2 separate regions of the Homo sapiens genome follow, and region 1 is linked to region 2. A link is an interaction called in ENCODE POLR2A ChIA-PET data of the cell type or tissue named here. Cell type or tissue: OCI-LY7. All regions are shown on one strand. Links, peaks and the distances in the headings refer to the core of each region. The heading gives the core; the rest is flanking DNA.

Region 1 (2,912 bases), core at 234-2,733, 120 kb before region 2:
ACATGCTAAGGGCATGTACATCACGTGCTAAGGACATACCCCTTACATAATAAGGATGTCTCTTACATGTCAGGAACATGTGGCATGCTTATGTGTTGAAGCCATGGCAAAAGCATGCTGATGGCCTGCTTTTTACATGTTAAAGATGTGCTTACTACATGGCCATGCCAATGACGTGACATACCAATGACATGATATGTTTGTTGCATGCCAAGGACATGCAAATGACCCGTGACGTTAGTGATGTGACAGGTGACAGGTGTCAGGACAGATGAGTGATGTGACATGATAGGCGACATGACAGTGACGTGACAACAGGTGATGGTTCAGGTAATAGGTGACATGCAACAGGTGGCAGTGACAGACAACAGGTGACAGTGACATGTGACATGACTGACAGGTGACGTGACAGGTGACAGTCGTGACAGTTTATAACAATGTCATATATCAATACCTAATATTTCCTCTGCAGCTGGGTCTTCCATTTCTTTCTCTTAATTACTCATTGAAATCGTTGAGCACCATTTACCATTTGTTAATCACTTTAATTCGCTCCCCAGCTTGGAGCTGGGGGTGGACATGTTGCTGCTGAACAGAAGGGCTGGTTCCGGGTCTTAGATGTGTAGGTTTGTAATGTGTGGAGTGGCAGCCCTGAAGTGAGCCATGTAGGAGGGGGCAGAAGTCCCCTGACAGTACTGTGTAACCAGTAATAGAGACAAACAGATGGCCCAGGGTGAGGGAGAGCAAGGGAACAACATTTTGTAGTTTAGTAGTGAGAGATGCTGCGAATTGTCACTGTCTAGGCAGTATATATTCGGCATGAGTCACCCTCAGTCTCGGCTGCACAGCAACCCCAGGCGAATAGCATCTCTAATCTTAAAAGCTCATTAAGCTCTGGCTGTTTGCACCCTGCCTGGAAAAGCCTCTGTTGAACAGGGAGCACCAAGAGAGCGAGGAAGGAGCCAGTGGCTGCACGAGATGGCCCAGGTATCCTGCCAGCAGGTCGCACACCTAGGCTCTTCCCCACCAAGGAAGAGCACCTGTTCCTATTTGGGAAAGAGAGAGAGGAGAGTGGTAATTTTCCATTTTCCTTTCTTGAGTGAGTCATACGAAAGCAAAATGTGTTCCCAGCTTGTGTTACTACTTCTGTCATTGCTGGGCTGCACAGATCAAAGGCTGGGGGAGATGTGTCTCCCCTCCCAACCCCTTGATCTATTCTTTTCAAGATTCACTTCCCTCTCCCTGCTTCAGAAGCCTCGTATCTGTCTGGAGCCCACTGGTTTGCCTGGAGATGGTCTGCTGTCCTTTCATTTTAAATTAAAATGCCCCTGCCTCTTGGTGGCCCAGTGAGGTGTGGGGGTTCAGGATGGGATATGAGGTGTTTGGCCATGCCTTACTGCCTTGGTGGAATGTGCCAGCAATCCACAAGAACACAGCAGGCTGGGAGAGGGGCCATGGCTTCAGAAATACTGCCTTGGGGCTATTGTTTGTAGACCAAACCTGGACTCTCCTCCTGCTGCCCATGGATCAGGACCAGCTATGCCCACGTAGGCCTAGAACCATCCAGGTTGCGAGCAACTTGCCATTTCTACATTGGTGGCTGTTTCTAACACCGGAGGAGGTTGACTCACTGAGTAGACTGGCAGGGTCTTAGGAAGGAAATCAGTTATTTGGCCTCACACTCTGGCAAATGCCCTAAGGGAGTCCGTTGAGTTCCTGAATGCAGATAAAACTCTTTCTCGTTCATCAAAATGAGCCCTGGGGCTCACCCCTTCTCTCACCCTTCAAGGTTCATCCATCACCTTGTCCTGCTCTAGGGACCACACTGGACCTCTGTGCCTCCCCACTGCCACCACCCTGGTCCAAGCCACCACTGTCTCTTGCCTTGGCAAGTTCACCTGCCTCCTACCTGGTTTTTCTAAAATCTGTATCTCTTGGAATGACTCCCTTGCTTGATGGCTTCCTGTTGCCCTTAGAACAAAGTCCAAACTTTTAAGCACAGTGTATTACCCTCCTGCACACAGACTCTGCCTCTGCCACAAGTTAGAGGCTCCCTGACTTCCCTACACCCTCCTGCCTCTGGGCCATTGCACAGGCTGTTTCCTTTGCCTGGAACTCACTCTACCTACATTCATATTTTTTGAGCTCCTACCAAGTGCATAGCAGTATGCTAGGTGCATGGAACATATAAAAGACACCCAGGCTATGTAGCCATGTTGGGCATGTAACGGTAATGGAGTCATATTGTATTAGTCCGTTTCATGCTGCTAATAAAGACATACCTGAGACCGGGTAACTTGGAAAGAGGTTTAATAGACTCACAGTTCCATATGGCTAGGGAGGCCTCACAATCATGGTGGAAGATGAAGGAAGAGCAAAGGGACGTCTTACATGGCAGCAGGAAAGAGAGCTTGTGCAGGGGAACTCCCATTTATAAAACCATCAGATCTCATGAGACTTATTCACTATCACGAGAGCAGTGTGGGGGAACTGCCTTCATGATTCAATTATCTCCACCCAGCCCTGCACTCGACACAAGGATTATTGCAATTCAAGGTGAGATTTTGGTGGGGACACAGCCAAACCATATCACATATTTACCACACACAGTGAGCCCAGCACGTGCCAGGCACTTCACATATATATCTCTCATCCTCCCAGCAGCCCCGCAGGGTAAGTGCTACTATGTTATTCTCACGTTAGAGATAGGGGAATCAAGGCCCAAAGAAAGGCAGCTCAGATAACGGAGAATGATGGTGGGAACACACTACCTCTCTGCGTTTAGCACAGTGCTTCTCAAAGTCTCTTCCTAGACCAACTGCAATCACCTGAGAACTCGTCAGGAATGCAGATTTCTGAACCCAGCCCCACTGAATCAGAAGCTCCGGTGCTGGAGCTCAGTGACATGTATT
Region 2 (2,912 bases), core at 93-2,592:
CTTACGGAGTGAAAACTGAGGCTGCAAACTATGAAGTGAACTCTTTAAAATTAAAGGCAACTTGCATACTATTTTGAAAATGAAAAGGTTACCATGAGATGCTCATAATGTACAAGTATCTGTATGCCGACAGGACTTAGTGAACATTGCACATGAAATTCAGTATATTACACTAGCTTGGTTATCGATTTTCTTTTGACTAGCCTGGCAACTTCTAGTTTGGCCCAAAGTTAGACTGGACAAAAGCTTCTAGAAGAGGGCAGGCAGGCAGCTAAAATCAGATCACTGAAACAAATAGCCCCAGGGGGAGACTGGGAAGCCGCAGCGAATAATCAGGGCCTTTGGTGGAGGGCAGCAGGTCCACCCAGGGGCTCCCCCCAGCTCCCTAAGGCATAACGGCCTCTACTCACTCTACATGGTGCATGAGGTATTGGCAGAGACATGCTTAGCAGCATTTTGCACATAAACAAACACTACACATATGAGCTCTTTGTAATACCCAGGACATGCCTTTCACACAAATTCCTTCGGAATATCCTTCCATTTGAATCTCACAACCACCAAGAGGGAGAGAAGACAAATACTACTGCCTACATTTTGTGCATCAAGAAACTGAGGCTTAAATAATTTTAAGTAGCTTGCCCCAAATTACATGGGCAACAAAAGGAGCTGAGGTGGCACTAGGTGGAGCGCAGCTCGTGTCATTCCTGCGCCACTTTGTGACCATATCACAATGTCTTTCCTGTCCTACCAAAATAGTTATTAATAACAGCTAATATTTATAATATTCTCTTACATGCAAAACACTGCTATGATGCGTTATCTCACCTGACCTCCACAGTGCTGTAAGATAGGTACCATGATTTTACTCCCTTTACACAGGAGAATATGGGGCCCTAAGGAGCTCAAACCTCTTGCCCAGTTAGGAAGTTTTGGCACCAGGATTCAAACCTGGGTGGGTGGTATCAAAGCTCATACTCTTTAAACCTCTACCCCAGGGTGCTCAAAGTGTGGTCCCAGGACTAGCAGCCTCCGCTGCTCTGGGCACTTGTTAGACATGCAAATTCTCAGGCCCCACCCTCGACCCACTGAGTCGGAAGCTCCGGGGGTGGGGCCAGTGCTCAGTGTTTTCATCAGGTCTCCTGTAGATTCTGATGCATGCTGGCATGTGAGAACCCCTGTGCTCTACCTATACTGCCTTTCAGGCTAACGAAGAACTTCAGCCATGACAGTGGTAAGTATTACTCAGCTATCAGTGCTTACTTCCTGCTTCCAAATTGCTGCCAATCTGGGGAGGCAATAGTGCTGGGCGGTGCCGGTATGAAAATATGAGATGCAGGCTGGGTGCGGTGGCTCACGCCTGTAATCCCAGCACTTTGGGAGGCCGAGGTGGGCGGATCATGAGGTCAGGAGATAGAGACCATCCTGGCTAACACGGTGAAACCACGTCTCTACTAAAAATACAAAAGGCAGGCGTGGTGGCGGGCGCCTGTAGTCCCAGCTACTCGGGAGGCTGAGGCAGGAGAATGGCGAGAACCCGGGAGGCGGAGCTTGCAGTGAGCAGAGATCGCGCCACTGCGCTCCAGCCTGGGAGACAGCGAGACTCCGTCTCAAAAAAAAAAAAAAAAAAAATGAGATGCAGACCCTGTGTTCTGTACAAGCTCAGGGCCAGAGCTCTGATGCTCAATGAGAGGCAGATAGTTTGTAAGGCTGCTTCTGTTAAGTAGGACTGTTTTTCAAAAGGACATGGCAAGACAGGAGAGGAAGAGGGGATGCTAGTGCCAGTCCCCGGTCAGGAATGAATGTGGCACATTGAGGATGGCGCTGGCCTGGCTGGAGCAGGGGTCTCATTCTGGAAGCACAGGACTAGAGAGCTAGGAGCTAAGATGGGGCCTGACTCCCCACAGTCTAGAAGGCCAGGCTGAAGATGGGCACCGGGGCCTTACCCATGCTCCTCGCCACGCAGCCAGTGCTCTGAGAAAACCTGAAGTGGACCGTGAGGAGGGGCACTGACAGGTGGACAGGTGCCACAAGAGTATAAAGGTGGGGAAAGGGCAGGGGCGAGCCAGGAAGGGGAAATGCGCTCGGGGAGGGATTATTTTCATGTCATTTTCAACATACTTTTAAAACTTGTGATCATGAGATCACAGTAAGAGTTCAAACCCAAGCAAACAGCAGAGTGCAAAGAAGCCACCCGGGCCAGATGGCCTAACCCTGCAAAGACCCAAAGAAATCTGGATGAGGAATTCAGTTTGGGGCCAGTCGGTCATCCCACGTCCCTGGCACAGTTCTCCTGCAGCAGAGGCAAGCTAAGGCTGGAAGCCAGGTCCAGCAGAGCAGCTCTCTGGACACAGCCCACTTCCTCATTTTAATGCACCTTCAGCCTCATGGCTCTTCCTGAGTCCCTTAGTTTGGGATGCGACCGCTCAGATGTGGGCTGAGCAGGAGTTTTCCTTTGCTCTCTACAAAGGGGATTTACCCTGTAAATTAATAACACATCGAGGGAATGCTTTAAAGAGTAACTTTGCGTCCATTAGAAGGATTCATCTGCAACTCAGTAATTGATAAGTTAATTACAAACCCACTCTCTAACACAGTGCCCTATAGAAGACTGAAGTGCGGAGGAAATTAATAAATCATAGTCATCTATGTACTGAATAAAAAGTGAAAGTTCTCTACTTGGTAATATTTTGTGAGTCTAAGCTGCGATGTGTATTTTGAAAACAGTAAAATGTTTTAAATATTCAGAAATTCAACTCACATAGGCCATTTGCTGAGTGCCCTCTTGCTCCTACTCTGCCCCAAACCAGCATCAGTCTCAACTGTCTGGACATGCAGGGGAAGCACACAGCCTCTTCTGCAGCACTAGTGTTTTCGTGTTTTCACCTCTGGAACAAAGGCAAACATTTCTA

The links. Peaks named below come from ENCODE experiments on the same cell type or tissue, not always from the same donor. Only the 100,000 strongest peaks of a DNase experiment are listed, where the experiment ranks them.
Region 1: POLR2A ChIA-PET joins it to region 2 with 5 read pairs; 2 of 35 experiments call an interaction of 5 or more read pairs at or near these places.

What each region holds. Positions count from the first base shown.
Region 1 is chr12:117,123,356-117,126,267 of GRCh38, reverse strand. All of the region lies in intron 2 of TESC-AS1 (TESC antisense RNA 1), which reads right to left. Among named protein-coding and RNA genes, the nearest start is that of TESC-AS1, 25 kb to the right of the region's middle. In OCI-LY7, for the core only: no CTCF peak of the experiment used is centred there; no DNase peak of the experiment used is centred there.
Region 2 is chr12:116,998,702-117,001,613 of GRCh38, reverse strand. All of the region lies in intron 7 of FBXW8 (F-box and WD repeat domain containing 8), which reads right to left. Among named protein-coding and RNA genes, the nearest start is that of FBXW8, 89 kb to the right of the region's middle. In OCI-LY7, for the core only: no CTCF peak of the experiment used is centred there; a DNase peak (open chromatin) is centred at 1,083.